Regions from separate parts of the Homo sapiens genome. Here region 2 is linked to region 1. Evidence: chromatin loops called from intact Hi-C (ENCODE). Cell type or tissue: HepG2. All regions are shown on one strand. Each heading gives the region's core, and the rest is flanking DNA. Links, peaks and the distances in the headings are about the cores only.

Evidence for each region. Peaks named below come from ENCODE experiments on the same cell type or tissue, not always from the same donor. Only the 100,000 strongest peaks of a DNase experiment are listed, where the experiment ranks them.
Region 2: a loop joins it to region 1, with 26 times the contacts of the local background. A loop is called at or near these places in 4 of 110 quality-filtered maps.

Annotation. Positions count from the first base shown.
Region 1 is chr20:20,586,113-20,602,813 of GRCh38, forward strand. It overlaps RALGAPA2 (Ral GTPase activating protein catalytic subunit alpha 2), which reads right to left. Exons shown (of 40, transcript NM_020343.4): 16 at 15,570-15,734; 17 at 5,065-5,202; 18 at 3,156-3,253. Among named protein-coding and RNA genes, the nearest start is that of RALGAPA2, 120 kb to the right of the region's middle. In HepG2, for the core only: CTCF peaks have their summits at 7,668 (motif pointing left) and 8,240 (motif pointing left); DNase peaks (open chromatin) are centred at 7,689 and 8,219.
Region 2 is chr20:20,123,279-20,139,979 of GRCh38, forward strand. The region is part of intron 8 of CFAP61 (cilia and flagella associated protein 61); the gene reads left to right. Among named protein-coding and RNA genes, the nearest start is that of CFAP61, 79 kb to the left of the region's middle. In HepG2, for the core only: a CTCF peak has its summit at 7,349 (motif pointing right); a DNase peak (open chromatin) is centred at 7,373.

The DNA of each region.
Region 1 (16,701 bases), core at 4,589-12,588:
CTGCTTCTAACTATATGAGAGACACAATACCTCCCAGCCATAGAACCAGATCCTACATAAAACTTTAGTTGCAATTTGGGGCTCACAGGAAGTAAAAGAAACTTCCAAGAAATCTACCTTCAACCCTTAAAAGTGAGCAGAAACCAGGGCAGTGAAACGTGGCTATTGCAAGGGTAAATCCAATAGTACCACTGCCAGTGGCAAGAGGACCAAGACTCCAGGATTAAAGTAGCACTCTCCATGTGGTGCAAGAAACAAATGCAAACATACTGTTGAAATGTCATCAATTTAGAAATCCACGTTTTCTGCAGATTAAGATCAGCCAGCTAGGAACCCATAATAAAACATCACCAAACACTAAAGAAAATAAATCACCATGTGTAAGAATCTCAGAAACAACAAATATCAGATTTAGATCCCCCAAGGATTTCAGATAATCAGATAAAAAATTCAGAATTGCAATTTGTAAACATTTTAAAGGAATAAAAGTTGGAATCACAAAAACAAGCAAGCAACAAAAGATTATTAGAAATTACAAGATATGCTTGAAAAGTATAAACGTGAACTGTCAGAAATAAAAGGCATAATTGCTAAACTAAAAAATTCAATGGAAATATTAACAGTAAAGATAAAGTTACTGAACTGATGAAAGACAGAGCTGATAAAATTATCCAGGAAACACCAAGCCAATGAGAATAGAAAATATAAAAAACATTTAAGAGACAAGGAAGACAGAATGGGAAAGTCTAATATATTTCCACCCAGAATTCCAGGAGGAAAGCAAAGAGAGAATATAAAAGAGGCAATATTTGTGTTCTTTTTTTTAAAACCCCAGTGTCCCATGTAACAGGTGGAGATACCACTGTACCAATGAGGAAAAAATGAGACAATATATGCAGAAATGTTACCAAGAATTTTCCAGAAATGACAGAAGACAAGCACTTACAGATGCATGGCACATAGCATATACCAAAAAGAACAAACATACGAACCAAAAGATTCCTGCACCTAAATATACTATAGTGAAATGGAAGGAAAAGGACAAACAAAAACAGCAAGGAACAATAACCAGACAGGACCGGATGGACAGAAGACTTCTCAGCAACAAAGAAAGACAAAAGATTATGGAAAAATAACTTCCATTAGAAGGAAAAGGGAGAAAGAGGTGGGAAAACTATAGTAACTGAGATGTTGTACTGTCCGAAAGATAAAGTAACCAAGAATCAAGATAAGAAACACCAAAAGGAGGCCTTACATATCTCAGAAATAGCACATATGAAAGAGAGGTGGCATTTCAGATCAATAAAGAAAAATTAATTCAATAAATGGGACCTGACACAAGTAGTTATCTATTCAGGAAAAAAAATGAAATTGGATCCCTACCTCACTCCATAAACAGGAATCAATTCCAAATATATAAAAGACTTAAATTTGTAGAGCAAACCTGAAACATTTATAAATATAATATTTTTATTCCTGTGTAGTTGAGACTTTTAAAAAATTCCATAAAGCCTCAACAATAAAAATGATAATAGAGAATATCAAAATGAAGAACTTCTGTTCATCAAAAGATACCCTAGAGAAGGTAAAAATATAAACCATATATTGGAAGAAGATATTTGCTACAAACATAACCAAAATAGGATCAGTATTCATACCATACAAAGAGCTAGTAAATATAAATAAAGAGAAAAAGACAAAAAATAGAAAAACAACAAAGGACATCAGTAGGCATTTCACAGATGAAACAAAAATGGCCAATAAACATATGGGAAGATTTTTAACCTTATTAGTAGTCTAAGAAATACAAAATAAGACATCTTATTTTCACTCAGTTGACCAATAAAAATGAAAAAATCTGATAATAGAAAGTGTTGGCAAGAATGAAGATGAATGGGAGCTCTACACAATGCTGGCAAAAATATGAGTGATGCAACCACTTTAGAGAACAGGGGTTATCTTGTAAAGAAATTATTTTATTCTATAAGTCATTAATTCCATTCCTAGATAGCCATCATAGAGAAAACATTAAACATGCAGATGCTGAAACACATACAAGAATGTACATGGCTACAGTTTTCACAAAAACAAAAAGCTGGAAACAATCTAAATGTCAACCAACAAGAGAATGAAAAAATAAATTGTGGTCTACTTATAGTGGAATACCACATCACAGAAAACTTGATGAACTATTGCTACATAGCACAATGTGAATAAATCTTAAAAATATGTAACTGAGTAAACAAAGCAACAATACTTTATTAAAAAATTCAAAAGTAAGGACAACTAAAGAACATCCTGTTTAGAGATACATAGTTACATAGCAAAACTACAGAGCAAAGCAAGGGGATGATGAACACAAAGCCAAGATAAGGCCCCTCTCTGAGGGGAGATAGCAGAGAGAGGGAACAAGGAAGGAGTGTAGAAGCCAAAATGATCTGAAGCTGATGGTGGGTTTCTGGGTATTTATTTCATTGCTGAAAACAGAATATACAAATGTAAACTGGTACATGCCCTTTTTAAAAATAAAGAAAAAAGAAACATAACATGGGTTATTGTCCAGTGGGAGGGGAGCAAGGAGAGGCCTTCCCTTTTTTATTTTGTATCTTTCTGTGATGTTTGAGTTTTCTAAGAATATATGCTACATTTTAAAAAAATGAATAGGGGTTATCTGCATGAATGAGTTATGGGCTTATGTTTTAATTTTCTTCTTTATACTTTATATATATTTAAATAAATGCCATTTTATGTTTTTTGTTTTTTGTTTTTTTTAAGAAACCTAACATCTTTGTGAATACTCACTGATTCTAGTAATTCATGTCAGGTAGAGGCTACCTAAATGGATGTCAGGAATGGGGAATCTGAAACGTAGGTTTAACAGGCAAAGGTAACTGCTTAAAAATACACAGTGCCATACACAGACCAGGTGGTGAACTCCATTTTCATGTTAATTTTTTTCCTATTTTTGTAATGTGACTGTAATTTTACATAGAAAGCAAGCAAAATCTTAAAAGATCTCAACATCATTTGGGCCTATAAACTGTCTAAATGGAAAAAAATATTTTAATTATCACTGCCACCAATAAATTTACTTACTGAGCACTAATTAATGTTTATTTTTAATGACAAACTGAAATGGCTTGAAAATATCTTACTGTTATTCCTTCATGTTCTCTCTTCACATGTCCTTTATTCTCTTGAATAGGCTGAGGCTCTGAAGAACTCGAATTCTGTGTGTTTTCTGCCTTTTGACCTAGAAATGGTGGGGCAGGGGGGTAGCGGAAATAGAAGGAATGTTTCAGATAGTAAAACCGGAAAATGATTTTATATATAGGTAACTATTAAATTTAAATATTCTAAGGTATGTAAAAACAGGAGTTATGGGCCTGGCAAAACAGCAGCCTATGGGTCAAGTCCACACTTTAGACCTGGTCTCTGGCCCACAGAGAGCTCTGAAGAGAGTGGATTGATTACTGTTCACTGTGGCCAACAGGTTCACTTAGCGCATTTATGTTCGCACAGGGGAGGGCAACAAAACCCTTCCTGGGGTCTTGGGGAAGGTATCTCAGAGAAAAAGTGCCTGTGTTGGCCAGATGAACCAACAGGAAGAAGAGAGCAGTAAGGTGCCTCAGTATTGCTTGAGAATAAAGATTGACGAAAGCACAAATAACCAGTTTCAGTAATAAAAAAGGGAATATCACCACAAAGCCTGAAAACACTAAAGCTGATCATAAGAGGATTTTATGAATAATCTGGGGGCAATAAATTTGAAAAAAAAAAAAAATTTTTTTCTACAAAAACATAATTTATCAAAGTCAGAACAAGAAATGGAAAATCTAAATAGTCCTATAACTATTTTATTTTAACTTTTTTAATTTTTTAACTTGACATATAAAAATTATATTAATATAATATGTATAATATATTGTTTTGAAATATGTGTATACACTGTGCAACGGCTAAATTAAGCTAATTAACATGTATCACATACTTTTTTGTGGTGAGAACACTTAAAATCTACTCTCTTAGCAATTTTCAAGAATACAATACACTGTTACAAATTACAGTCACCATACTGTACAACACATTTCTTGAACTTATTCCTCCTCCATAAGTGAAATTATGTTAAAATATAAATGATATTTTAAAACATTCCTACAAGAAAAATGCAGGCAACTGGTAGTTTCTACCAAATATGTATAAAAAAAAAGCCTTATACAAAACCTTTCAAAAATCTTTCAGATAATACATTTTCTGAAGCTTTTACTGTATTTTCTTATTTCCAGAGGATTTCTAAGACAGAATAATTCCCTACTCATCTGATGAGACTAGCATGACTTTGACATTAAAAGATATGAGATAACTTGTTGATAAATAGAGTTGATTTCTTAACTAATTCATGACACCAAAACAGAATAACTATTTCCAATGATACTAGACACACTTTAAGCACACTCTTTCATTGAGAAATCTATTCTTCACTGTTTACAGGTCAAACCATCTGTCTCCCTGCTTTCCACACCCTGTTGCTGCTGCAAGTTGTTGGTGAAACCGTGTAGATTAATGCTATTAAAAGTTATTATTTTCCATCTCAGCAGAGTCGGCAAGCTGTTAATAAACTTTTTCACAAGTCTGGTCAGCTTTCCATTCTCATTTTCAACTTTAACGGCTCTTCTCACAGCCCTTTCCCTATGTCCCTGCCCCCATCCTGCCTCCCTGCCTTCCATAATACCTAACTTGATGCCCTACTTGACTTCATGTTGTAACAGCCTCCGTCTTCCTTCTACTCCAGCCACTTGGACTCCTGTCTCGTCCTCAAACATGCCAACCTTTAAAAAAGTGGGTATATATCTACATATAGATATATAAAAATAATTTAGATAAACAGGTTTAAATAGTGCAAATATTTCATTGCCATAAATCACATCCTTCTAATCAAATTAAAAAGGTAATTCCCTTGAAATAAATATATTCAGAATATATGTACAAAGCAATACTATATGCAGCTTTTATTCCTCTGCCAGAATCTATAGTTCTGTATTAAACACTGAAGACATCATGTACCCTGAGAAGAATCTGAGCACAGCGGCTCGGGGATGTCGGAGGTGCTGCTGCTCCGAAGGACCTGCTGCTGCTGTCCCACTGTGAGATGGCCAGATCCGGCTGCAGGTGCATTTTCTGACTGTTGACACTCCTCCACTTCTGTGAGCATTAACAAAACATGCAAAGTTACAGTTCAAGTTTTTAAAAAACACATTCACCACTTAAAACAACCGATTTAAAAAATAAAGTTTCAAATGCTTTTCACAAATAATTTATAGTCAGATAATCTGCATTTAAATGATCAAGTTTCCTACACTTGCTAACCCCTAATATTCTACTCCAAGAGTACCTTTTCCACTTAAGTTCTATAAAGCCTTTTATTTTTCAATCAAAGTAAAGGAAAAAAAGCCACAATAAAAGGTTAAGAACTGTAAAAGTCATTTGACATTTCAGGGCCAGGCATGCCAAGGAAAGAGAGATTCAGGAGATGCACAGAATGGGTAATGTACATTTGAGAAGAACAGAAAACCACACACACACACACACACACACATACACCCTGAAGGAAGATGAAAGGAAATGTGGGAATTTCTACTGCATTATGCCTTTTTAACAGGTAAGTGCCCAACTGTCCAAAATAAAATGCTATAGTTATGTAATGGCTTATTTCATCAAATGCAATGCTGAATTATTCTCTAAAGTACAGAATGATCCACAGGTATTTGTAGAAAACCAATATATATGAGACATAAAATAGAAAACCATAGCTGGGTAGGGACCACAGGATAATCTCAGTATTATTACAAGCTATATTCCCCTATAGAATGAGTTCCCCCCAGCTCATTTCTAAACTGCACAGTACACTTTAATCTCTAAAGACCACCCAAGGCACTGGAATTATCACCCCACCCTCTCTTTCTAGAGTCACAGCTTCAGGGTTGCACCACCTTTTACGTAGGTTGTTTTAATAGCCTGCAAACTAATCACTAATCACTGTCCCTCTCTTCTTACCACCTTCATATTTATCCTCTCCATGGTCCATCTAAAATAAAGATCTGGCTGTGCCACTCCTCTTAAAACCCACCAAAGCCCTCTCTTGTTAGAGATTCGTCAAACATCCTAGTCAGGGTGAACACAGGCTTTCCTTGATCTCACGGGACATACTGATCCCCTTGCAAGGTACTCTAGCTCACTTTAGTCTCCAGTAGTACTAACCCAGTTGGCACCTGCTACTCTGTTCTTCCTGCTGTTCACTCCCCTATGCTAAACTCACACCTGCTCCCTCATCCCTCCTTACCATGCTGCCCTGGGAATATCCCCTACAGGACCTGCTCCCTGGCCCTGCATGCAAGCCCCATTGCTCTGTTTCTCACTAGATTCCACACTCACTGACGTAGTCATGAAACTTTACATCCACATAACTAGAATATTTTCCACAAATTTTAATTTGCTCATTACTACTACTAAGAAGAGGATAATCAAAACTCAGCCTGTATTATCTTAACTGGCTGGGTCACCTGGTTTGTCACCTGAAATGGAAACTCACTGTCAATGGGCCACCCTCTGTATAATCCTTTAATCTGAGTCATAAGGCAAACTGATGGCTCACCTTAAGCAAGAAGTATGTTGGAAGATTCTACATTTAATACAGAGGATTTCAACAAAAGGTTGCTATTTTTTCTATCCAAATGAAAATGCATTTTATAGTGTGCTGATATGGTTACAAGACCTCAAAACTATGAAATTTGTGTGATCCTTCACTTACAAAAATTTATCAATTTACTTTTTTTTTTTGCTCTGTTGCCAGGTTGGAGTGCAGTGGTGTGATCACAGCTCACTGCACACTCGACCCCCCTGGCTCAACTGATTCTCACACCTCACCCTCCTGAGTACCTGGGAGTTCTGGTGCACACCACTATACCCAAAAAATTTTTGTCTTTTCACAGAGATGGGGTTTTGCCATGTTGCCTAGGCTGGTCTCAAGTAGTCCGCCCACCTCGGCCTTCCAAAGTGCTGGGATTGCAGGCGTGGGCCATGGTGCCCAGCCCACAGTCTAACTTCAGATGCTGGTGGGAAACTGTTTGGAGTACAAGCAAAGATAGGCCAAGGTAGCAAGAAAAGACAGCTATGTTAAAGCCTCATGTTTCCCAGGTTGTCTTTGCCTTCCTCTTCTTTTGAACAGCCAAGAACTGTTCATTTTTCTACAGAGAAACACAAAGCATATGTGCACATTTTTAATCTACTTACACATCCCAAAGTACAGACTACGTCCTTCTCACAGATCTATTTCTAGTCTCTTCAGCCTTCAGCAACAGAAGCCAAATAACACCATAGGGCCAGCCCTTCCGGCTGTCTTCTCTAATTGTTTATTCTAATTATGCAAGATGTTGAAACCTTCTGGGAACAGTTTATATTTGTTAATGAATCTACTGGTTAATCCAGTATCAGAAGGGGGAGCCCAAGAGCTTCCTAACTTTCTAAACTATAATTGGCAAATGCCATTTTTTATGGATAGTGGGAAGAGTTAGTCTCTGAAGCCTGATGCCAAAAACAGATAGATGTTGGTTTCTGGGCTATGAGCAGGAGCAAATAAGAGCTGAGCCAACACTGGCAGCATCTTCCTAAAGATAAAGAACATCGCCATCTGGTGGGATGCAATATAGCCACAGCACCATTGCTTCCAAATTAGAGCGTCCCCACTGGTCCTCAACACAGCAGACGGACGGAGAGCCTGCCACCACCAGCTGGTCTGCCTTCCCAACAGGCTGGCCTAATGCAGCTTTTAAGGCTTTGTTTTTATAAAGCTGTCAGGAGGGACGTATCAGATGGAGAAAGTCCAAGCCTTCAGGAATAGCGGTCAGTAGCAGGGCAGGAGCACTCGTGATTTAGTGGGAAGGAAGGGGAGAGCCACGATGCTTAAGTGTGCTGTTGGGTTGTAGGTGCCCTGAGCTACCTACTCCTGTAGTTGACTATCAATTGAGATGGTGTGAAAAGAGAATTTTCAATTCTCCTTATCCCACAATTTAAATCCAATTTCCTGATTTGTAACAGTATATTTATTGGGATTTTCTCATATTTTATATTAAATACATGTTTTGTATAAATGAATACATGAATGACAGAAACAATTTCTTTATACTATTTTTCCTTTTTAAATAGTTCTTGGGCTCCCTCTGCTGGCATTTTATTTAAGAAAGAGCAATTTATGTTAAATCTGCTCTCATTCTGTGGGGTTAGCTGTTAGCAGTTGCTCTTTCATAACGAATGAAAATCATTTTAATAGTGATATGCAAATACCAAAAGACAGGATTATCTGATATTTAAAATGGAGAAAGAATTATATCAGTTACAATAAAATTATATAATACATCCTAGATCTATTGCATTTTCTATTTTGAATATCACACAATTTGTTTAAATCACTTCAAAGAGCTAAATTCTATCTTAGATTCACCAAATAATGTACTCTCTCTAAAGCCTAGTTAGTTCCAACTACCCAGATTTTAAAAGCACTAACTTTCTCGTCTCTTGACAGTGTAAGTTACACAATACCATTACTAAACTATTACTTTCTTTTTTTTTTTTTTTTTTGAGATGGAGTCTCGCTCTGTCGGCCAGGCTGGAGCACAATGGCGTGATCTTGACTCACTGCAAGCTCCACCTCCCAAGTTCATGGCATTCTCCTGCCTCAGCCTCCCAAGCAGCTGGGACTACAGGCACACAACTGGCTAGTTTTTTGTATTTTTAGTAAAGATGGGGTTTCACCGTGTTAGCCAGGGTGGTCTCGATCTCCTGACCTCATGATCCACCCGCCTTGGCCTCCCAAAGTATTGGGATTACAAAGTGAGCCACTGCGCCCGGCCTAAACTATTACTTTCTAAAGCTCCATTCGAAACACCGAAAAATGATCAAATAAGGATTACTTAATTTCATTTTTTTCCACTGAGAAAAGGCAGTGTGATCAAATTAAGTGTGTAAGCTCTTCAGTAACTTCTATTTTTTTTTCCAGATCTCTATTTTTCACAGCAATTTCACTCACTTTTTAAGTCTTCCTTACTCAGTCTTACATTTAGTAAGTGGAGTGAGGCTCATTCTTCAATAACCAAAATTCTGAGTTCCATTTATCCCTTATACAAGGTTGCATAAGCAAAATAAATAGTATAATTTCCTAATTTTTAAAACACCTTGCATGATACCAATCTGATCCTATAAAAAGCATAGGAAATGCATATCAGCTCAGCATCTTGAGGTTTCCCACAAGATCAAACTTCCCAAGGGTAAATCAGACCAGGTCCTGACAAAAAAGCACTTCCTAGAAGCACACAAACCAGATGCAGAAGCAGCGAGGCAAGGTTTGCCATACCATTCCAATATGCTTTTTTAGAATAAGGGGAGATTGTTGATCCTCTCATTACTACTATTACAATATTCCTAAAAGAAAAATAAAATCTACTATCTGTAAGTGCTACAGATTGATAAATGTTTTAACCTAAAAAGCAGTTAAAATTGTAGAACAGACCGGACGTGGTGGCTCACACCTGTAATTCCAGCACTTTGGGAGGCCGAGGTGGGTAGATCACAAGCTCAGGAATTCAAGACCAGCCTGGTCAACATGGTGAAACCCTATCTCTACTAAAAATACAAAAACTTAGCTGTGCATGGCATGCCTGTAATCCTGGCTACTCGGGAGGCTGAAGCAGGAGAATTGCTTGAACTGGGACCTGGGAGGCAGAGGTTGCAGTGGGCCAAGATCGCACCAGTGCACTCCAGCCTGAGGTACAAAGCAAGACTCTATCTCAAAAAAAAACAAACAAAAAACAAACAAACAAAAAAACTGTAGAACAGCTGGAAAGAACTGTTCTCACGAAGGGAAAAAAACAAATAAAAGAAAATCACAAAAAGTGCCAGTCCTACCTCCCCAACTGTGTTTCTTTATGTAGCTATTCATATTAATGGAAACAGGTGGTTGTGACTCCAAAATACAAACGTCACTTCTTCCTCCCAGAATATGAACAACCCACCCAAAATTCTGCTGCTGCCGCCAAATACAGTCCCCAAAAGATCAGAAAAACAAACAATCGTAGCTAAAAGTAAGTAATTGTCTATTGCTTATATTATTAAAACAATTTTGGTGGGTTTCTAAATCACATAGATTAGAAACAAAAACAAAAAAAGTTAAATGTAAACAAAATTAGCAATCATGTTAACTTAAATGTAAACAAAATTAGCAATCATTGATAGGGTAAGGAGCTTGTGCCAGAAAGTAAAATTAAGTGTCATATTATCTAGCAGTATGTTGGTGGGGTATGCCTACATACTTGGATTTAAATTGGAGGGCAAATTCAATACTCTAATGTGCCAACCAGTGGAGAATATACAATCTGCCCTTGGGTCAGTCTCTTGATAGGACAGTCATAAAGGACAATGGCAACATTTTAAGTAGTAAAGAACCAATGGCATCAGGCTAAGAAGCTCACTATCATAGTTGGAATGTCAGGTTGTTCTCAAAGTCACTATACTCTAAAGTTCTTTCACCCTTTGTGCTACAAAACCAAGAACAAAGATGGCAAAGGCAGGAAAACTGCAGACCGAGCCCAGGCCACTTGATTTCACTCTGACTTAGGATTTCTCAGCCTCGGCACAGCTGGTATTTTGGGCCAGACAATTCTTTGTTTGGGAGCTGTCCTGTGCATTGCAGACTATTCAGCAGCATCCCTGACTTCCATCCACAAGCTGCCACTAGCACTGTCCCACTTGTGACAATTAAAAATGTCTCCAGGCATTGTTGAAATTGTCCCCAATTGAGAATCACTGCTCTAAATCACATTTAACTTCAGTTGGAACTGTATACGTATATACAGGAACCAAGAGTCTTAGTAAAATAAAATGTAATATTGAATGAGAACAAAAGCTTCCAAAATTAAATTACTAATAGGAAGAGATTTCTTGTGGGAACATGTTCTGGACAAACTAGTGAAAAACTTAAGAGAAACAAAATATAGAAAAAAATGGACTGTGACATAAGAAAACTTTTCACCATGAAAAAAATTCTTTTGGGGTGTGTATTAGCCAAACAGGGGGTAAAATCATTTTAAATACTTTATTAATCATCTCCAAACAATAGCTTTTTTTGAAAACCAAATAATTGGGCAGTTAAAACTCAACAGTAATGTAATTGACTAGTGACCATTTTCCCATGTACCATTCTTACTGTTTTTCACCTTTAATAGTTACTGGAGAAAAAGAGTTTTCTAAGAAACATTATAGTCCTCGCTCTTGGTAAAACTTCTTCCCTTAAATTCTATAAAGTAATATGGTATTTACATAGCCATCAGAGAACGTAAGCTTTCATTTTGCTTTGCTAAAACACAGTATGACATAGTTTAGTACTACAGAAAGCCACAATTAGGTTATCTCCAATGTTAAAAAAAATACTAATCTTTGGGAGGCTGAGGCAGGTGGGTCACGAAGTCAGGAGTTCAAGACCTGCCTGGCCAACATGGTGAAACCTCATCTCTACTAAAAATACAAAAATTAGCCAGGTGTGATGGCACACACCTGTAGTCCTAGCTACTCGGGAGGCTGAGGCAGGAGAACTGCTTGAACCCGGGAAGCAGAGGTTGCAGTGAGCCGAGATCATGCCACTGCACTCCAGCCTGGGCAACAGAGAGAGATTCTGTCTCAAAAAAATCAAAAACAACAACAACAAAAAATACTAATCTACAACGCCAAATTTCTGAAAATAAAAAAGATCATGAAAATGATCTTTCTCTTTTAAGGAAGAAGATTCAGTTCATCCTAGAATCACTGAAAAATAAATAGACATAGGCCTAATTATTCAATATAGAGAAAGGTAAATCCTTCTGTTGAAGTAAGTAGGCCAAAAATGACTTTTGGTGCTATGATATCTTAATAAAAAATGTACTGTGTGTAAATCACACATGGCTAAATTCAATTTTAATTGGCTGAAGTACAGGAACAACGTTTCTTTGTTTTGGAAATTACTGCTTTTTGGCACTGGTCCTTTTGCACTCAAATTTCAATAGTATAAATCTATATAACTGGTCATTACTTCACATATATGATTTATTAACTCCAAGTAGATCCCGCCTACATACATTTTTCTAGTTTATTCATTTTTTGGAAGGCATAGTAAGCATTCTAATACTGACATTCTCAAAACTTTTATGAAAATCCCCTTACTTTCTATGGGCACTGTATAGAAGACACACTAAGGCAGGCATCACATTTCCCCCTATTAAATAGCTATGGACTGAAAAACCCTTCTATCCTTCTTAATTGTTATTGCCAAGACCAAAGTTATAGAAATTTTTCTTGACTATCTAATTGCCATTAAGTATCTAACTACACAAGAGCAATTACTAGCATTCATTGCAATTTAACACTAGTGTAATGGTCAGGCACGTGTGTGATGTGGGGATATTAACAAAGGAAGCAATGCCCAGAGGCAAGCGGGAGAAGCCCAGGAACAGTGATGGACACATGAGACAGTATTACAGTACCTGACAGCCTGTGAGAGCAAGAAGAGTAAGAGAGACCAGGTAAGAGAGCGCTCACGGTGTGAAGGAGGAGCGGGACGCTTTTAGTGGCAGGCAAAGCCTCAGAAAGGTGGACACAGTTGCTGATAGACTGGCTTCGCTTAGCTTCCAGGAGAGATAAAGTAATAATTATGTCAGAAGAACAATAGGACCTTTCACTTTATTATTATTACTTTTCTGGGCTCTCTTTAAACATTTAAAGGAGGTCATTTAAACTTTTAAACTTTAAAGGAAGTCAGTACAAAGTATAGTATTTAATTGTAGTCTCTAAATACAGCCAACTTTCAGTCAGTCATTCTCATGACACAGGACAATGGGCAATCCACAAATAATTTTATTTTGAAATGCTTTATATGTTTAGCCTTTCCTTCTTTCTGCTGTGTATCAGATTCACATTCAGGTTATTTGCCTGGACAGACATTATAATCAGTTTTCCTTTCCTAAAGGACAAATACAAAAAGACCATGGTGAGAGAGGGCATATCTGGCCTTCATTCAGAAGTTGGTTTGCTGAGAGCTGACTGTATTCAAAAGCAAATCATTTAGTAAATTAAATATCCAAAAAGCTCAAGAACACATAAAAGTCAAGTTGAACATTAAAAGATTTGATATTTGAGGAAAAGGTAAAATCTCCATGAAACCCATCCTTTTATGTCACATTTCATGCTTATTAAATCCATACATCTTAAGTGTCTACTTTACGGTGTTCTTATGTTTTCTATATACTGCTAGTCAAATAAATATTGGAGGAATTGAATGAACATAGGAGGAAAACGTGCTTCATATATGTAAAACCACAATCTGTAAAATCAGTTTTATTCTAAAACAAAAATATAAAGATTTACTTGCTGCTTTACTATTTTCATATGACATCAGTTAACATTAATGAAATGGAACTACAAATGATAGTAACACATTTGCAAAAACCGGAACAAACTTTTTACCCTACTGCCCTTTCTCCTACCCTTTGCCTATTCGAATTCCCAATAGGCTGGGAGCCTGTAATCCCAACACTTTGGAAGGCCAAGACAGGCAAATCACCTGAGATCAGGAGTTCAAGACCAGCCTGACCGACATGGTGAAACCCCATCTCTACTAAAAATACAAAAATTAGCTGGGCATGGTGGTGCATGCCTGTAATCCCAGCTACTCGGGAGGCTGAGGTGGTAGAATCGCTTGAACCTGGGAGGTAGAGGTTGCAATGAGCCAAGATCACACCACTGCACTTCAGCCTGGGCTTTTTTTTAAGACTCTGTCTCAAAAAAAATAAAAAATAAAAAAAAAATCCAATGATAGAAGAGCTGGGCATGGCAGCTCACTCCTGTAATCCCAGCACTTTGGGAAACAGAGACGGGCAGATCACCTAAGGTAAGGAGTACGAGAACAGTCTGGCCAACATGGCGAAACCCCGTCTCTACTGAAGAAAAAAAAAATTAGCCTGGCATAGTGGTGCGCACCTGTAGTCCCAGCTACTCAGGAGGCTGAGGCAGGAGAATCGCTTGAACCTGGGAGGCAGAGGTTGCAATGAGCTGAGATCGCTCCACTGCGGTTCAGCCTGAACAACAGCATGAGACTCCGACTCAAAAAACAAAACAAAAAAAGAATCCAATGATAAAAGCAAATAGTTTTTAGGAATTGGAATGAGAAAGGAAATCAGTGAATGAGCATCCTCAAAAGTTGCCTGCTAACAAAGAATTGGGTCTCTCCTCAGGGGAGAGAATGACAGAAAGAAAGAAAGAAGCAGAATAGGCTGTGCATGTAAATAAGGTGATAATTTCCAGCAAATGCTACAGCAAAAAAGTATGAGAGAGTTACAGTTAAGGTGGAATATATTTTCATAAAAACTCCAACAGGATTCTAAACCATCTGTATTAAGCCTTTACTAAGCACTATAGAATATGTTAAGCTTTAATGAATCTTTGTTTTATGGCCAGAGGATCTTGCGACTTTCTGAAGTCAACATGTTAAATATCAATTACAATTGTCTTAAACCTAAGTTACAGGCTCAAAGTCACTGGGGAGGAGGTGGCTTTATTTATTCTTATTAAATGCCGTATACAAGCTTCTTTTTAAAGAGTTCACTTTTTGTTTTAAAAGTAAAATGTAGGGCGGGCGCAGTGGCTCACGCCTGTAATCCCAGCATTTTGGGAGGCCGAGGCGGGCAGATCACGAGGTCAGGAATTCGAGACCAGCCTGACCAACATGGTGAAACCCTGTTTCTACTAAAAATACAAAAATTAGCCGGGCGTCGTGGCACGCGCCTGTAATCTCAGCTACTCAGGAGGCTGAGGCAGGAAAATTGCTTGAACCCGGAAGGCAGAGGTTGCAGTGAGCTGAGATCACACCATTGCATTTCAGCCTGGGCGTCAGAGCGAGACTCTGTCTCAAAAAAAAAGAAAAGAGAAGAGAAGAAAAGAAAAGAAAAGAAAAAAAGAGTAAAATGTAGCAAAGTAGTCCAATTAACTGGGGGTTGTTGGTCAAGTTGTTAACTGAAATACGCTGCAAAGATAACATCCACAGGCATGAAAAGGCTCAATTTTCCAAAGGAGCAAAAAATGAAAATGTCTATCCAGTCCTGAAATTCTCCTTTTCTTTGCTGAAACAGGTTGCCACACTCTAAAGATTAATATTGTTTAACACTGACAATAGTGCAACTACTGGTGTATTTATTAACAATCTATTTTCTTCAAGGTTCAAACAAAACCTGTATTTTCTCTATTTCGCACAAATATCTCACTCAATATCAACATCACAAGTTCTTTCTCACAATGGAGGATTTAGAAATAAGTAACTGAAAACTGTGATTTGAAAAGTAACCAGAGCATAAAGCTAAAAAGATGTAGAGACATTTCATTTAATATAAGGTCTAATATTTAAATTTTGAGTAGAATTTTTAACACACTTTATGCCTATAAATTTATTTTAGATAACAATTAGATTTTTGAGAAGCATTTAAATAAATGTTTACCAGTTGCTTTTTGGCGAACAATATTTCTTGCCTTTTCCACTCCCGGTGCTCCAGACGTGGTGGCACTCCTAAATCGCATCGGTTCGGTCACATCTGGGTGGCTCCGCCAGCTGAGAGAAAAGGACCTCCCCACGGTGGTTCCTTTCTGAGGATCTAGAACACAGCCTGATAAAGGAAAAGAAAAATAATCTAAAGGCTGAATTCATTATTATTCATTTCACGCTTGTGTTGCTCAGCAAATGGTGTACCTACAACTATATATAATCAGCAGGTTTCCTTGTCACAAATTAAGTACCACTTCCTTACACTGCAATTTAGGAAGTTGCTCATATGTCACTAATTTAAGAATTCTTGTTGCCAAAATATTTTCAAGAATCTAAAACAGTCTTATGGATATTATTATATCTTCATAGTACTCATTCCAATATACAAAAGAAAGTATTAATAAACCTTTCTCAATACAAGAACAATATCAAATGAAGTTATACTACTGTTCCCAGGACACTCCAAAAACCACTACTTATAAACCAAAAACTCAGAGATCCTGATGTTAGAATAGTACTGCATCCTGTAGACACCAACCCCTCCACAAATCCCCAGAGCAATCCATGCCTATAAACTCTAATGTGGATTCAGTCAAATGGGCAGGATAATGAAAATCTACAAATAATACAAAATCCTATTTTAGCAAAGGTCCAAAACAATAAAACATTGTAGTCTGAGATTCAACTTTTATTTTTCCTCATATTGTTCTGGTTAATTATTTCAATGAGAGGCTATGGACCAAAAGAAATAGAGGAGGAAAGAGAATGGCAGACTTACAGATTTCTGCACAGGTATGATGTGGCCAGTGGCTGCCACCTGTGGCATGTTTCCACACCCAGTTTCCTCTGCCTGTGCTTTTTGTTTCTAGTAGTCTAGCCCTTAGAAGGCAAGTGTTTCTATAATAAATATTTAAATCCTTTTTAGAATAAAGCAACATAAATCAGAAATATTAGTCATGGTCACTAATTAAATAATGTGTTCGGTACATTTTGAAAACAGTGTTTTCGAAGTTGTTTGCCTTCCTAAGATAAGTCTGTCTCTTTAGATGAATCTGTGGGTAGGAAGAGAATCTTGCAGAATGGCAGGC
Region 2 (16,701 bases), core at 3,081-11,080, 460 kb before region 1:
GTCCCAACTATTTATCTTTGTTTTTATTGCATTTGTTTTTGGGTTTTTGGTGATGAAATCCTTGCCTAAGCCAATGTCTAGAAGGGTTTTTCCAGTGTTATCTTCTAGAATTTTTATGGTTTCAGGTCTTAGATTTAAGAGTTGGTTTTTCCAAGGTGAGAGATGAGGATCCAGTTTCATTCTCCTACATGTGGCCAGGCAATTATCCCAGCACCATTTGTTGATAAGGGTGTCCTTTCCCCACTTTATGTTTTTGTTTTGTCAAAGATCAGTTGGCTGTATTTGGGTTTATTTCTGGGTTCTCTATTCTGTTCCATTGGTCTATGTGCCGATTTTTATACCAGTATCATGCTGTTTTGGTGACTCTCATGCTGTTTTGGTGGTGTGATGCCTCCAGACTTGTTCTTTTTGCTTAGTCTTGCTTTGGCTATGCGGGCTCTTTTTTGGTTCCATATGAATTTTAGAATTGTATTTTCTAATTCTGTGAAGAATGATGGTGGTATTTTGATGGGGATTGCATTGAATCTGTAGATTGCTTTTGGCAGCATGGTCATTTTCACAAATATTGATTCTACCCATCCATGAGCATGGGATGTGTTTCCATTTGTTTGTTTCATCTGTGATTTCTTTCAGCAGTGTTTTGTAGTTTCCTTGTAGAGGCCTTTTGCCTTCTTGGTTATGTATATTCCTAAGTTTTTTTTTTTTTTTTTTTTTTGCATGCTATTATAAAAGGGGTTGAGTTCTTAATTTGATTCTCCACTTAGTTGCTGTTGGTGTATAGGAGAGCTACTGATTTTGTACATTAATCTTGTATCCAGAAGGTTTGCTGAATTCTTTTATCAGTTCTAGGAGCTTTTTGGAAGAGTCTTTAGGGTTTTCGAGGTAAACAATCATCTCATTGGTAAACAGTGACAGTTTGACTTCCTCTTTACTGATTTGGATGCCCTTTATTTCTTTCTCTTGTCTGATTGCTCTGGTTAGGACTTCCAGTGCTATGTTGAAGAGGAGTGGTGAGAGTGGGCATCCTTGTCTTGTTCCAATTCTCAGAGGGAATGCTTTCAACTTTTCCCCATTCAATATCATGTTGGCTGTGGGTTTGTCATAGATAGCTTTTATTACATTGAGGTATGTTCCTTGTATGCTGATTTTGCTGACAGTTTTAATCATAAAGCGATGCTGGATTTCTTCAAATGCTTTTTCTGCATCTATTGAGATGATTGTTTGATTTTTGTTTTTAATTCTGTTTATGTGGTGTATCACATTTATTGACTTGCATATGATAAGCCATCCCTGCATCCCTGGTATGAAACCCACTGGATCATGGTGGATTATCTTTTTCATATGTTGTTGGATTTAGTTAGCTAGTTTTTTGTTAAGGATTTTGGCATCTATGTTCATCAAGGATATCAGTCTGTAGTTTTCTTTTTTGGTTATGTCCTTTCCTGGTTCATCCATAGAATGAATTAGGGAGGGTTCCTTCTTTCTCTATCTTGTGGAATAGTGTCAGAAAGATTGGTACCAATTCTTCTTTGAACGTCTGGAAGAATTCTGCTGTGAATCTGTCTGGTCCTGGACTTTTTTTTGTTGGTAATTTTTAAATTACCATTTCAACCTCACTGCTTATTATTGGTCTATTTAGGGTATCTAATTCTTCCTGATTTAAGCTAGGAGGGTTTTATCTTTCCAGGAATTTATCTATCTCTTCTAGGTTTTCTAGTTTGTGTGTATAAAGGTGTTCATAGTAGCCTTGAATGATCTTTTGTATTTCATTGGTGTCAGCTGTAATATCTCCTGTTTCATTTCTTAATGAGATTATTTGAATATTCTCTCTTCTTTTCTTGGTTAATCTTGCTAATGGTCTGTCAATTTTATTTATCTTTTCAAAGAACCATCTTATTGTTTCATTTATCTTTTGTATTTTTTTTGTTTCAATTTCATTTAGTTCTGCTCTGTTCTTGGTTATTTCCTTTCTTCTGCTGGGTTTGGGTTTGGTTTGTTCTTCTTTCTCTAGTTCCTTGAGATGTGACCTTAGAATGTCAGTTTGTGCTCTGTCAGTCTTTTTGATGTAGGTGTTTAAGGCTATGAACTTCCTCTTAGCACCACCTTTGCTGTATCTCAGAGGTTTTGATAGGTTGTATCATTATTGTCTTTCAGTTCAAAGAATTTTTAAATTTCCGTCTTGATTTCATTTTTGATGCAATGCTCATTCAGGAGCAGTTTATTTAATTTCCACATACTTGCATGGTTTTGAAGGTTCCTTTTGGAATTGATTTACAGTTTTATTCCACTGTGGTCTGAGAGGCTGCTTGATGTAATATTAATTTTCTTAAATTTATTGAAGCTTGTTTTATGGCCTATCATGGTCTATCTTGGAGAAAGGTCCATGTGCTATTGAATAGAATGTGCATTCTGTAGTTGTTGGATGAAATGTTCTGTATGTATCTGTTAAGTCCATTTGTTCTAAGATATAGGTTAAATCCATTGCTTCTTTGTTGACTTTTTGTCTTGATGACCTGTCCAGTGCTGTCAGTGGAGAACTGAAGTCCCCCACTATTATTGTGTTGCTGTCTATCTCATTGCTTAGGTCTATTAGTAATTAGTAAATTTGGGACCTCCAGTGTTAAGTGCATATATGTTTAGGATTGTGATATCTTCCTGCTGGACAAGGCCTTTTACCATTATATAATGTCCCTCTTTGTCTCTTTTAACTGCTGTTGCTTTAAAGTTTGTTTTGTCTGATATAAGAGTAGCTACCCCTGCTTGCTTTTGGTGTCCATTTGCATGAAATGCCTTTTCCCACCCCTTTACTTTAGGTTTATGTGGGTCCTTATGTGTGAGTCTCCTGAAGGTAGCAGGTGGTTGGTGAGTTCTTATCAATTCTCCAGTTCTATATGTTTTAAGCGGAACATTTAGGCCATTTACATTTAATGTTAGTGTTGAGATGTGAGGTACCATTACATTCGTAATGTTATTTGTTGTCTGTGTTCCTTGTTTTTGTTTTTGCTTTTTAACATGTATTTTTGTATAGGTCCTGTGTGATTTATACTTTAAAGAGGTTCTGTTTTGATGTGTTTCCAGTATTTGTTTTAAGATTTAGATCTCCTTTTAGCAGATCTTATAGTGGAGGCTTAGTAGTGGCGAATTCTCTCAGCATTCGTTTGTCTGAAAAAGACTGTATCTTTCCTTCATATCTGATGCTTAGTTTCTCTGGATACGAAATCCTTGGCTGATAATTGTTTTGTTTGAGGAGGCTGAAGATAGGGCCCCAATCCCTTCTAGCTTATAGGGTTTCTGCTGAGAAATCTGCTGTTAGTCTGATAGGTTTTCCTTTATAGGCTATCTGGTACTTTTGTCTCACAGCTCTTAAGATTCTTTCCTTCATCTTAACTCTAGATAACCTGATGACAGTTTGCCTAGGCAATGATCTTTTTGTGTTGAATTTCTCAGGTGTTCTTTGTGCTTCTTGTATTTGGATGTCCAGGTCTCTAGCAAGGCTGGGGAAGTTTTCCTCGATTTTTCCCCCAAATATGTTTTCCAAACTTTTAGATTTCTCTTCTTCCTCAGGAATACTGATTATTCTTAGGTTTGGTCGTTTAACATAATCCCAGACTTCTTGGAGGCTTTGTTCATATTTTATTATTCTTTTTTCTTTGTTTTTGTTGGATTGGGTTAATTCGAAGATGTTGTCTTTGAACTCTGAATTTCTTTCTTCTGCTTGTTCAATTATGTTGCTGAGACTTACCAGAGCATTTTGCATTTCTATAAGTGTGTCCAATTTTTCCTGAATGTTTTATTGTTTTTTCTTTATGTTATCTATTTCCTTGAATATTTCTCCCTTCACTTCTTGTATCGTTTTTTGGATTTCCTTGCATTGGGCTTCGCCTTTCTCTGGTGCCTCCCTGATAAGCTTAATAACTAACCTCCTGAAATCTGTTTCAGGTAAATCAGGGATTTCTTCTTGGTTTGGATCCATTGCTGGTGAACTAGTGTGATTTTTTGGGGTTGTTAAAGAGCCTTGTTTTGTCATATTACCAGAGTTGGTTTTCTGGTTCCTTCTTATTTGGGTAGGCTCTGTCAGAGGGAAAGTCTAGGGCTGAAGGCTGTTGTTCAGATTCTCTTGTCCCACAGGGTGTTCCTTTGATATAGTACTCTCCCCCTTTTCCTATGGATGTGGCTTCCTGTGAGCTGAACTACAGTGATTGTTCTCTCTCTTCTGGGTCTAGCCACCCAGCAAGTCTACCCAGCTCTGGGCTGGTACGGGGGGTTGTCTGGATAGAGTCCTATGATGTGAACCATCTGTGGGTCTCTCAGCCGTGGATACCAGTGCCTGTTCCGGTGGAGGTGACGGTTGGTGGTGGGGTCGGGGTGGGGGTTGAAATGGACTCTGTGAGAGTTTTTAGCTTTGGTGGTTTAATGCTCTATTTTTGTGTTGGTTGGCCTCCTGCCAGGTGGTGGATGGGGCCCTAGAACTCCCCAAATTATATGCTCTTTGTCTTCAGCTACCAGGGTGGGTAGGGAAGGACCATCAGGTAGGGGGCATGGCTAGGCATGTCTGAGCTCAGACTGTCCTTGGGTGGGTCTTGCTGCAGCTGCTGTGGGAGATGGGGGTGAGGTTCCCAGGTAAGTGGAGTTGTGTACCTAGGAGGATTATGGCTGCCTCTGGTGAGTCATGCAGGTTGTCAGGGAAGTTGGGGAAAGCTGGCAGTCACAGGCCTCACCCAGCTCCCATGCAAACCAAAGGGCCAGTCTCATTCCCACTGTGCCCCACCCAGTAGTCTGTTTCCATGTGATGGGCGAGCTAGGCTTGAGAACTTGCCCCAGGCTGCCCACCTCCCAGCTGAGAAAGAAAAGGGCTTGGTTCTTCCCCCTTCTGTGGAGACTGCACACTGGATTCATGCCCTCTGCCCGAGTTCTGGCCAGGAGGCTTCTCACCACCAGTTCAAATTGTTACAAACTTCAGCTGAAGATTTCCTTCTCCCCGTGGTGTTTTTCCCCACTCCTCTGGCCGCCCTTCTGATGGATCCCTGTGGTGCCAGGCAGGAATGGCCTGCCTGGGAACCCAGCGAGTTCCCAGGGCCTTTCCCACTGCTTCCTCTACCCCTATATTTCGCTCAGCTCTCTAAATTGACTCAGCTCCAGGTAAGGTCAGAAATTTCTCCCACAAACAGACCTCCAGTTTCTGCAGTGGGGGTATGTATTTGGGAGAGGAGGATCTCCCTTTCCCACTTTCACAGTTGGGGCACTCACAGTATTTGGGCTGTCTCCCGGGTTCTGCAGGAGGCAGTCTGCTTCCTTCAGAGGGTCTGCGGGTCCTTTCAAGATTGCTGGTTTGTTTTTGCCATTGATCTGGAGCTAAAATTCACAATGCAAGCCTCTGCACGCTGCTTTATCCATCCGAGTTGAAGCTGCAATCTAGTCCTGCCTCCCGTCCGCCATGATGATCCAAACTATTGCTTACTTTTCTGCTTTTTATTTTTAGTGTATCTATGATAGGTTTTTGCATTATAGTTGCCATGAGGCCTATGAAAAACACCTTACAGAAATAACACATTATTTTTAAAAGATGACAGCTTACCTTCGATCACAAAAAATAAAATCAAAGAAAAATCTAGAAAAAAGCTCTATACTTTAACTCCATTCCCCAAGATTTTGACTTTTGGTTATCTCAATTTACATATTTTTATACTATCTATCTCTTAACAAGTTGTTATAACTATTATTATAATTGTTATAACTATTATTATAATAGTTATAACTATTATTGTTTTTGACAGATTTTTCTTTTGGACTTCATACTAGAGTTATGAATAGATTGCACTCCCCAAGGACAGTATTAGAATATTTTGGGTTTGTCCATGTACTTAATTTTACCAGTATGTTTTATACCTTCAGATGTCTTCTTTTTGTACAAATCATTGGTTTCATTTTCTTTCAGATTGAAGAACTCCCTTTCACATTTCTTGTAAGATGGGTCTGTTTGTCGTGAATTCTCTCAAGTTTTGTTTATTTGGGAAAGCCTTTTATCTTTCCTTCATATTTAAAGGACAAGTTTGCTGGATACAGTATTCTCCAAAGGAAGTTTTTTAATTTCAGCAATTTTGAAAATGTCATCTCACTCCCACCTGCCCTGTATGGTTTCTGTGAAGAAGTCTGTTGCCAGATGAATTGGAGCTCTGTACTTGCTTCTTTTCCCTTGCTGCTTTTAGGATCCTCTCTTTATTCTTGACTTTTGATCAGTTTATTATATGCCTTGGGGGAGTCTTATTTGAGTCACATCTGTTTGATGCTCTCTCATCTTCCTGTACCTGGATATTTATCTCTTTCTCAAATTTTGGAAAGTTTTTTTTTTTTTTAATAAACTTTCTACCCCTATTCTTGCTCAACTCCTTGAACACCAATAATTCTTAGATTTGTTTTTTTCAGGTAATTTTCTGTATCTTATAGACAGTCTTTGTTGGTTTTCATTCTTTTCTCTTTTTTGTCCTCTGATTATGTATTTTCAAATAGCCTGTCTTTGAGCTCACTGATTCTTTCCTCTGCTTGATCCATTCTGCTCTTGAGGGCCTCCAGTGAATTTTTCAGTTTATTTGCTACATTTTCAGTAGCAAATGTATTTGTCAGTTCCAAGATAGCCACTTGATTTTTTAAATTGTTATTTCAATTATTTTGTTAAATTTATCTGATAAATTTATGAATTGCTCTTTTGTGTTATCTTAAAGATCACTGAGTAGCCGGGCGCGATGGCTTACACCTGTAATCACAACACTTTGGGAGGCCAAGGCGGGCAGATCATGAGGTCAGGAGTTTGAGACCAGCCTGGCCAACATGGTGAAACCCCGTCTCTACTAAAGATACAAAAAATTAGCCGGGTGTGGTGGTACGTGCCTGTAATCCCAGCTACTCAGGAGGCTGAGGCAGGAGAACCACTTGAACCTGGGAGGCAGAGGTTGCAGTGAGCTGAGATCATGCCATTGTACTTCAGCCTGGGTGACAGGGCGAGACTCTGTCTCAGAAATAAAAAAAAAAGATCACTGAGTTTCCTTAAAACTGCTATTTTGAATTCTTGATCATAGAGCTCACATATTGCCGTCTTATTAGGGTCAGTCACTGGCTCCTTGCTTTATCAATTTGAGAGGACCATAGTTCCATGTTTCCTGATGTTTCTTGTGGTGTGTGTTTATGTCTTGCATTGAAGGACAGTTCAATTGAAGGACAGTTGAAGTTATTTGTTCCATTCTCCCTCTGGCTTGTTTTTTATTGGGATATTTGCTTATAGATTCTGTGTAATTTACCTGCTGACTTTCTTTTTTTTCCCCCTGCTAGGTAGCTGCCTCCTTTTTGGCACTAGATGGCACTTTAAGCCCAGGTTTGCATCAATTCTAGCAAACAGTCAGAGTGCCACCCATCCTGAATGGAGGAGGTCCCAAAGGGATATCCCAGTAGTGTGGGAAGGCTAGCTAGGGGTTCATGCCCAGGGGACCTGTGGAACAAATCTCCTACAGTGTGGTGCTGCTGAACTGCCATGCTAATTTGGAGTCTCCTTTGGTTGAGTTACAGAGCAGAATTTCCATGGCTGAGGATGATAGTCCCACCTCCCCACTTTGTTTCTGGCTGTGTTTAGGGATATTTCTTTCTTCAAGTATACCTGATGCCTTCCATGAGTTGAGGCAGGAACCGATCTCCTGCCAGGGAACCCAAGATAGTAGGGAAGCTGGTTGTCCACCTCAATATCAGTTTGCTGTGTAGAAACTGTGAGTTGAGGGAAATTTTCCATACACTTGTACTGGGCAGATTGGGGGAAAGTGTGTCATAGATACAGAAGTCTGATTCTCTTACCATCTACTCAGTTTTTACACTTCTCTGTGGCTCTAGGAACTGTCTCTTTCTCATATTTGAGTTCTGGGATATTGCTGGTAATAACCTGGGTGCTGTGTATTTGTTTTTGTTTTTTTGTGGATGGGGAGGGGGAGTAAAGCCAGCTTGCTTCTACACTGCCATTTTGGAACCTGAAGTTTTTGTGGGAAGGTTTTTAATTGCAGTTTATAATTTAAATTGTTATATACCTATTTGTTATATTTGGTAGTTCATAATTTTTATATGAATATATACATTTTCTTTACATTTTCAAACGCATTAGGATAAAGTTGAAGCCATTTTCATTTTTCTCTTATTCAACTTTTAATGTTCAAAGTAGTAATGTTGCCTTTTTCAGTTTTCATGATATTGAGTATTTGTGTTCATTTTCTCTTCTTAAACAGTCTTACTGGTGGTTTATCAATTTTATTAGTCTTTTCAAAAAATCAACTTTTGGCTTGTTTGATCCTTCTCTATAATTTGTTACCAAGTTTATTTCTTTTCTTTCCTTTATTAGTTCCCCTTTTGTATTCCTGGGCTTATTTGATGTTTTTTTAATATATATATATTTTAAGTAGACTCTTAACTCATTGATTTTTCAGCTTTTCTTCCATACTAATATAAGTATTTAAACTATAAATATCCTTCTATTCTTGGTCTTAGCTGCAACCCACAAGTTTTGGTATGTAACTAATGTATGTATTATCAATATGTTTGAAATTTCATTTTATATATTCTTTGACTTACGAGTTATTTAAAATATTATTTATTTATTAACATGGGAATGTTCTTGTTTTTTTATTTTTAATTGTGGTACTCTTTCAACAAATTTTTAAGTGTTCAATGCAAAATTGTTAACTATAGGTAGATGTTGTACAGCAGATCTCTAGAACTAACTTATCTTGTGTAAATGAAAGGTTATACCTATTTAATAGCAACTCCCCATTTTCCCCTCTTCTCAGGCTCCTAGCAACTACCATTCTACTCTCTGCTTCTATTAATTTCACTATTTTAGATACCTTATAAAAGTGGAATTGTGTATTATTTGTTCTGTGCCTGGCTTATTTCACATAACATAGTGTCTTCAAATTTCATCCATATTGTTATATATTGCAGATTTTCCTTCCTTTTAAAAGCTGAATAATAATAGTCTGTTGTATATATATATATGCCACATTTTCTTTATCCATCCAGGATATCCTCGTTTTTTGTTTTGTTTTGTTTTTTACTAGGCTTTAGTTTAATTGCATTGCAGTCAGAGAACCTACTCTGTGTGTTTTTAATTCTTCCAACTTTGTTAAGCATATGTTCCATTTTTGTAAGGATTCCTTGAGTCCATGGAAATAGTGTGAATCCCATAATTTTTAGGTTCAGTGTTCTGTATAAATCAGTCATATTTGCTAATAATGTCATATTTTATCCTTATTAATATTATCACTTTTTTGAGCAGTTCATGAGAGGTGTGTTAAAATCTCCTGCTTTGATTATGGATTTATTGACTCCTACTCATAGGCTGTCTATCATTTTTTTCATTATAGATTTTAAGTCTATGTTATTTAAGGCATAATTTTTAAATTATTCTATCTTCCTTGAAATTTTGATCAGTTATGAAGTTTCCTTCTTTAGTGATGTTTTTGTCTTGAAGTCTACTTTTTCTGATTTTAATATGGCCACATCAGCTTTCTTTGATTTTTACTTACATGCCATATTTTTTTCCTGTCCTTCTATTTTTACCCTTTCTATTTTCTTATATTTTAGATGTGTTGCCCATAAACAGCATTGAGTTTGGTAGGCTTTGTTTTTAATCTAGTGTCATAATTATTGTCTTTTAATTAGAGTATTTAGTCCATTTACATTTAATGTTCTTATGGGTTTTTATCTACCATCTTACTTTCTACATGTCCTCTATATTCCTGTGTTTCATTTATGGTACTATTTATTGGTGTTTTATTCTTTCTTACTATCACCAGTGATATGTTAATTTAATTGGCATTTTCAAAGAATCAGCCTCAAGATTTTGTTGATTCTATTACTTCTTGCAACTGCGTCAATAATCCGTTGCCACAATAATGCTACTAACAAACAGCTACAAAACTACAGTGGCATACCACAATAAGCATGTATTGTTCATGCATTTGGTGTCAACTAGGCAGCTCTGCTGATCTTGGCTGAGTCTACTCACATGTCTTGGAGTGTTTTGGCTGACAGGTGATCTAGTCAGGCTTTGGCTCTGTTGCATGTCCCTCTCATCCTTTAGGAGGCTATCTTGTACAGGTTCTCATGGAGAGGGCAGAGGCACAAGAGAGCAAATGGAAACATGCAAGACCTCAGAAGGTTTAGGCTTTGAACTAACACATGCCACTTGTCCAAGCAGGTCACATGATTAAACCCAGAATCAGAGTGAGAGGGGGCCACATGAAGCAAAGGGCCTAAATACAGGGAATATGAAGAATCAGAGTCATCATTGCAACCCATGTTCACACACAAAAAGAAGAATGCTGATGACTTTTGTCATGGTCTTCTTTTTCCTGACCTAAGGAGACACAAACTTCAGCTTAAGATTGGTCTCCTGATTTGTGATACAATGAGAATGGGGAAATGGTATCTGTTTTCCTGGAGGAGGCTAAGACCTTATCCCAAGTCTCATCTCAAGATGGTGATTTGGGAATTGTCAACGTATTAAGCTCAAGTTTATTGTACTGGTTGGCCTGGAGTCTACACCACATCCCAGGTAGGAGGAGTTTCACTGAAAATTTTGAGAAAAGCCCTTTGTCCTTTCATGCAACCCGCCTAGTATCTTTCTTTGTATCACTGTGGACTTTATTATCAACCTCTTGTCATTCATTCAGTCATTAAACAAATACTGAGTGCATCCCATATACTAGACTTTAGGAACATAGTCTAGTATGTAGTGAGTCCAGTACCAGCCAATGACAAGATAAACATGCAAGACAAACAACTTTACAATAACATCATTGTCTTGAAGGATAAAAGAGTGTGGTGGGACCAGAGCAGAATTACACCTAAGTCATCTTGAGAGCATCCACATAGACTTCATAGCCTCCACATAGACTTCATAGACCTCAAAGCTTTTGAGTAAAACTTCAAAGCAAATTGGAGCTTTCTAGGTGAATAAGCAGAAAGATTTTCCTAGCAGTGATATCAAAGAGTGTAGAATAAGGAGATATTCAAGACCATGGCTTATTGGGGGAAAGTACAAGTTCAGTGTTGCTGGAGCATCAGGTGAGGGAGTGGCAGGAGACAAAGCAGGACAGGAGAACTGAGGCCAGGCAATCAAGACCTTGCATGCCTTGCAAGAGAGTTTGGATTCTATTCTATTACATCGGTCATATGTGATGATGAACCATTGGAAATATTTAATTAGAATGCATTACATGCTCAGTTTCTAGTTCACAGGAAGACTTTACAAAGGCCACTATGGCGTCCAGGAAGGAGATGAGGAGGGATTGAACCAGAACAATAACTATGGATTAGATCTGGGAGGTATTTTAGATAATTAATGGAACTTGATATTTTATTGGATATGGGGAAAGGAGATTGTGGAAAAGGGGACTATCAAGGATGATTTCAGAAACTGGGTAGATGGTGGAACCATTTTGTGAGGTGAGATTAATAAGAGTGAATGGATTATTTGATGAAGATGCTGAGATGGTAACAATCATTTCTGATTTGGACAGGTAGAGAGTTTGACTTTCCTAGTAAGCATTTGGGTAAATACACTGCATTCAGTCAGCCACAGGTGCCTATTAAAGTAGACAGAAAAATGGCCTCACTAAAGACACCCTTGTATAATCTCTGGAACCTGTAAATGTCACCTTTTTTTTTTTTGAAAGGTCTTTGTAGTTGTGATTAAAGATCTTGAGATAAGGAGATTATCCTGGATTATCTAAGGTGCCCTAAATGCTATCACAGGCATCCTGTGATAAGGGAGAGACAGAGGGAGATTATAAAGACAGAAAAGGAAAAGGCAATGTGATTATGGAATCAGATTGGAATGATGTAACGAGCCAAGGAATGCCAAAGCCAACAGAAACTGGAAGAAACAAGGAACAGATTCTCCCCTAGAGCCTCTGGAGTGAGCATAGGCCTGCTGACACCTTGATTTCAGCCCAGGGATACTGATTTCCAACTTCTTATCTCTAGAATTGTGAGAGAATAAATTCCTGTTGTTTTAAGCCACTAAGTGAGTGGTAATTTTTTACAGCAGCAACAGGAAACTAACACAATTATGAAGAAGACAAAAGGAAATGAGGCCAACCATGGCACAAAAACATGTCAAGAAATAAGGACTTACTCACTCTTCAGAAAGAACTCCTTGAAAGAATTGTCTGTGCTCAATGTTAATTTTTTGCTTTTTGTTTTTTTGTGTATCCATTGTATGTTTTTAGATTTGAGGGATGAGGCTTGCAAATAATATAACCCATTATTTTAAACTGATGACAACTTAACACTGATTGCATAAACAAACAACAACTAACAAGCAAAAAGAAAACTAAAAAACTACACTTTATCTCCTGGCTTTTTTGTTGTTTCTATTTATATCTTACTGTACTATGTCTTGAAACATTATAGTTATTATTTTTGATCTTTTCATCTTTCTACTTATGAGTAGTTTACATACCATAATTACAGTGTTATAATAGTCTGTGCTTTTCTGTGTATTTACTGTTACCAATGAGTTTTGTATCTTCAGATGATTTCTTATTGCTTATTAATGTCCTTTTCTCTCAGATTGAAGAACTCCCTTTAACATTTCTTGTAGGACTGGTCTGGTGTTGATGAAATACCTTTTGTTTGTCTAGGAAAGTCTTTATTACTCTTTCATGTTTGAAGGATATTTTTGCCAGATATACTATTCTAGGGTAAGAGTTTTTCTTCTTCAGCACTTTAAATATGTTATGCCACTCTTTCCTGGCCTGCAAGGTATCCACTGAAAAGTCTGCTGCCAGACGTATTGGAGCTGCTTTGTGTATTATTTGTTTTTTTTTCTCTTGCTGCTTTTAGGGTCCCTTTTTTTACCCTTGACCTTTGGGAGTTTGATTATTAAATGCCTCGAGGTAGTCTTCTTTGGGTTAAATCTACTTGGTGTTTATACTTCTTAGACTTGAATATTGATATCTTTCTCTAGGTTTGGGACGTTCTCTGTTACTATCCCCTTGAATAAACTTGTATCCCTATCTCTTTCTCCACCTCTTCTTTAAGGGCAATAACTCTTAGATTTTTCCCTTTGAGGCTATTTTCTAGACCCTGTAAGCATGCTTCATTCTTTTTTATTCTTTTTTCTTTTGTCTCCTCTGACTGTTAACTTTAAAATAGCCTGTTTTCAAGCTCACTAATTCTTTCTTTTGCTTAGTCAATTCTGCTATTAAGAGACTGATACATTTTTCATTATGTCAGTTGCATTTTTCAACTCCAGAATTTCTGCATTATTTTTAAAATTATTTCAAATTATTTGTTAAGTTTATCTGATAGGATTCGAATTCCTTCTCCATGCTATCTAGAATTTCTTTGAGTTTTCCTCAAATCAGCTATTTTGAATTCTCCATCTGAAAGGTCCTACATCTCTGTCTCTCTGGGATTGGTCCCTGGTGCCTTATTTAGTTAGTCTGGCGAAGTCATGTTTTTCTGGTTGGATCTGATGCATGTGGATGTTTGTCAGTGTCTGGGCACTGAAGAGTTAGATATTTATTGTAGTCTTTGCAATCTGGACTTGTTTGTACTTTTCCTTCTTGGGAAGGCTTTCCAGGTATTCAAAGGAACTTGGATGTTGTGAACTAAGTTTTTGGTCACTGCATCTATATCTGCATTAGGTGGGTACACAGAGCCCAGTAACATTTTGGTTCTTGCAGACTTGTAGAGGTGCCACCTTGGTGGTCTTGGATAAGATCCAGAAGAATACTCTGGATTACCAGGCAGAGACTCTTATTCTCTTCCTTTACTTTCTGTCAAACAAATGAAGTCTCTCTCTCTGTGTTGAGCCACCTGAAGCTGGGGGAGGGGTGACACAAAGCACCCTTGTGGCCACCACCACTGTGACTGCAAAGGGTCAAACCTTAAGGCAGCACAGCCATGGGTCTTGCCCAAGGCCCACTGTAACCACTACCTACATTCTCTCAAGGCCCTAGGGCTCTGCAATCAGCAGGTGATGAAGCCATCCAGGCCTATGTCCTTCCCTTAAGGGCAACAAGTTCCCCTGGCCCTACAGAGGTCCAGAGATGCTGTCTGGGAGCCAGAGCCAGGAGTAGGAAACCTTAGAAATCTATCTGGTGCTCTGTTCTACTGCAGCTGGCCTGACTGTGACAGCACTAGGCAAAGTACTTTCCGCTCTTCCCTCCGTTTTTCCCATGCAAAGGAGTCTCTCCCCATGTCCACCACCACCACAGGCCCACAGGGAGTACTACCAGGGTACTACTGATGTTCACTAAAGGCCCAAGGGCTCTTCTGTCAGCTTGTGGTGAATGCTTTCAGGCCTGGGACTCATCCTTCAGGGCAGTGGGCTCTTCCACTGGCCTATAGTAGGTCCAGAGATGCCATTCAAGAGCCAAAGCCTGGAACTGGGGACCCTAAGAGCCTGTTTGGTGCTCTTCCCCACTGTGGCCAAGCTGACACCTAAGCTCAAGACAAAGTCCCCTTTACTCTTTCCTCTGCTTTTCTGAAGCAGAAGTGGTCTCTTCTCGTAGCCACTACAGCTGAGAATGTGCCGGTCACACCTGAAGTCAGCACAGCTCTTAGTCTCACCCAAGGCCCATGGCGAGTACTACCTGGCTACTGCTGCTGATTATTCAGGGCCCAGGGGCTCTTTAGTCACCACATGATGAATCCTACTAGGACTGGGTCCTTCATGTCAAGGCAGCAGCTTCCCTTCCAGTCCAGGGTGTGTCTAGGAATGTCATCCAGGAGCCAGGGCCTGGAATAGGGACCTTGTGACTCTGCCAGGTGCCCTATCCAACTGTGGCTGAGCTGGGATCCAAGTTACAAGACAAAGTCCTCTTCACTCCCCTCTCCTCTTTTCAAGTGGAAGGAAGGAGTCGGAGTCTCTTTTGGAGCTGTGAGATGCGGTGCCTGGGATTAGGGGAGGGGTAACGCAAGCACTCTTTTAGCAGATCCAGCTGGTGTTTTACTAGCTCGCATGTCCCCTAAGTCCGGTAGCTCAGTCCTCGTGGCCTAGACAGCCTTTCAAGTTTATTTAGGACCCCAGAGCACTTTTGCCTGTGGTGGCACGGCTTGCCAGAACTCAGGTTCCAACCAGCAGGATGGGTGATTCCCATCTGGCTAGGGCTGATGCAAATGCTCCCTCTTGGGGTGCCAGCTGAGTTCTGCCTGGTGTTGACAGCACTGCATTCCATTGCAAAGTCCCACAGTCACTGCACTTTCTCTCCCCAAGTGTACAGATTTTCCACGCCACGTGGCTACTGCCAGGGGAATGGGGAAAGGTTAGTGTTGGCAATTCAAGACTGTCTTTCCTGCCCTCTTCAGTGCCTCTTTCAGTGATATGAAGTTAAAACCAGATAGTGTGATCACTCCCCTGATTTTTGGTTCTTATGAAGGTGCTTTGTTGTGTACATAATTGTTAAATTTTGTGTTCCTGTGGGGAGGATGATTGGTGGAAGCTTCTATTTGATCATTTTGCTTCACTTCCTCTAGCACTATTTATTGTACAGTTTGTTCTTTCCCCCTAACTTGAAATGCCATCTTCATCATATATCAACATTTCATAACTGTCTGTGTCTATTTCTGGCCTTCATTCTGTTCTATTCTTGCCCCAGTAACTCTCTGTTTTAATAACTATGTCTTTATAATGTCTTAATATTCAGTTGGGAATTTGGCTCTCTTTTTGTTCATCTTTCTTAAATTTTTGTTTACTGTTTCTCCATATTTGCTCTTTTAGAATCAATTTATTTCATCACACAAAAATTAAGATTTTTGATGGATATTTAAAATAAATGTAAAAAGCACAAAATTATATTATTATTTATTCCTGAAGCCCTCAACATGTATTATTTTGCACTCCGTATGTATTATTCCTATTAGATAAAGAGCGGGGTAGATCCAGAGTCTTGTGGGACCTAAAGTCTGACCCATTCAAGAGCCCTTTTTAAGGAGAGTAATGCAAAATGATGAATGTGGCATTAGATGCTGTGCCTTGGCGGAGCCTGTGCTGGGAAGATGCCTGAACCTCTAAGCTTTATTAGCTTCATGGTAAACCCGCTTCAGATAAGCAGTCTCACTTAGAGAGAAAGTCCTGACAAATTGTGCCTTTACTCCCACTAGAGTAAACCAATAGTTCATGACTTCTAAACTACTTAGATGGTATAAGCCATAAAATAACAATTAAATCGCGCAGCTTCAGTTGTATTTTTAGTCATGTGTTACACAATACCACTGCCTCAGCTTTCCCCAGGATAGCACCTCTTATTTGAGGATCTCAGGGGACATTATGAACATTAAGTAATTAAACCTCGCAAGACCCCAGAGACACTGGAGAGAGAGATCCAGCTTCACCTTGCCCAGTTCTGAAATGCAGTCACCTCTAGGGATGAACGTGGCAGCTGCTTAGTAATAAACTGCAACACCTCACGACAGTTTAGTCAAGCAATTAGTCTTTGTAGTTGGTAACTGTCTCATGAACATTAGACCATTGACAGTTAAGTCACCAGGATTATTAGTTTACTGAAAATCTAATCCAGTCTTTAAGACTTTTTACTTTTTTGTAATATTTTCCTAATTATAAAAGAAGCATGCACAGTGAATGTCTACTTTTAGTTGCATTTTTTGTAGTTCTTCAAACTTAAAATAGGAAAGAAATATCTTTGTAATACATTAAAA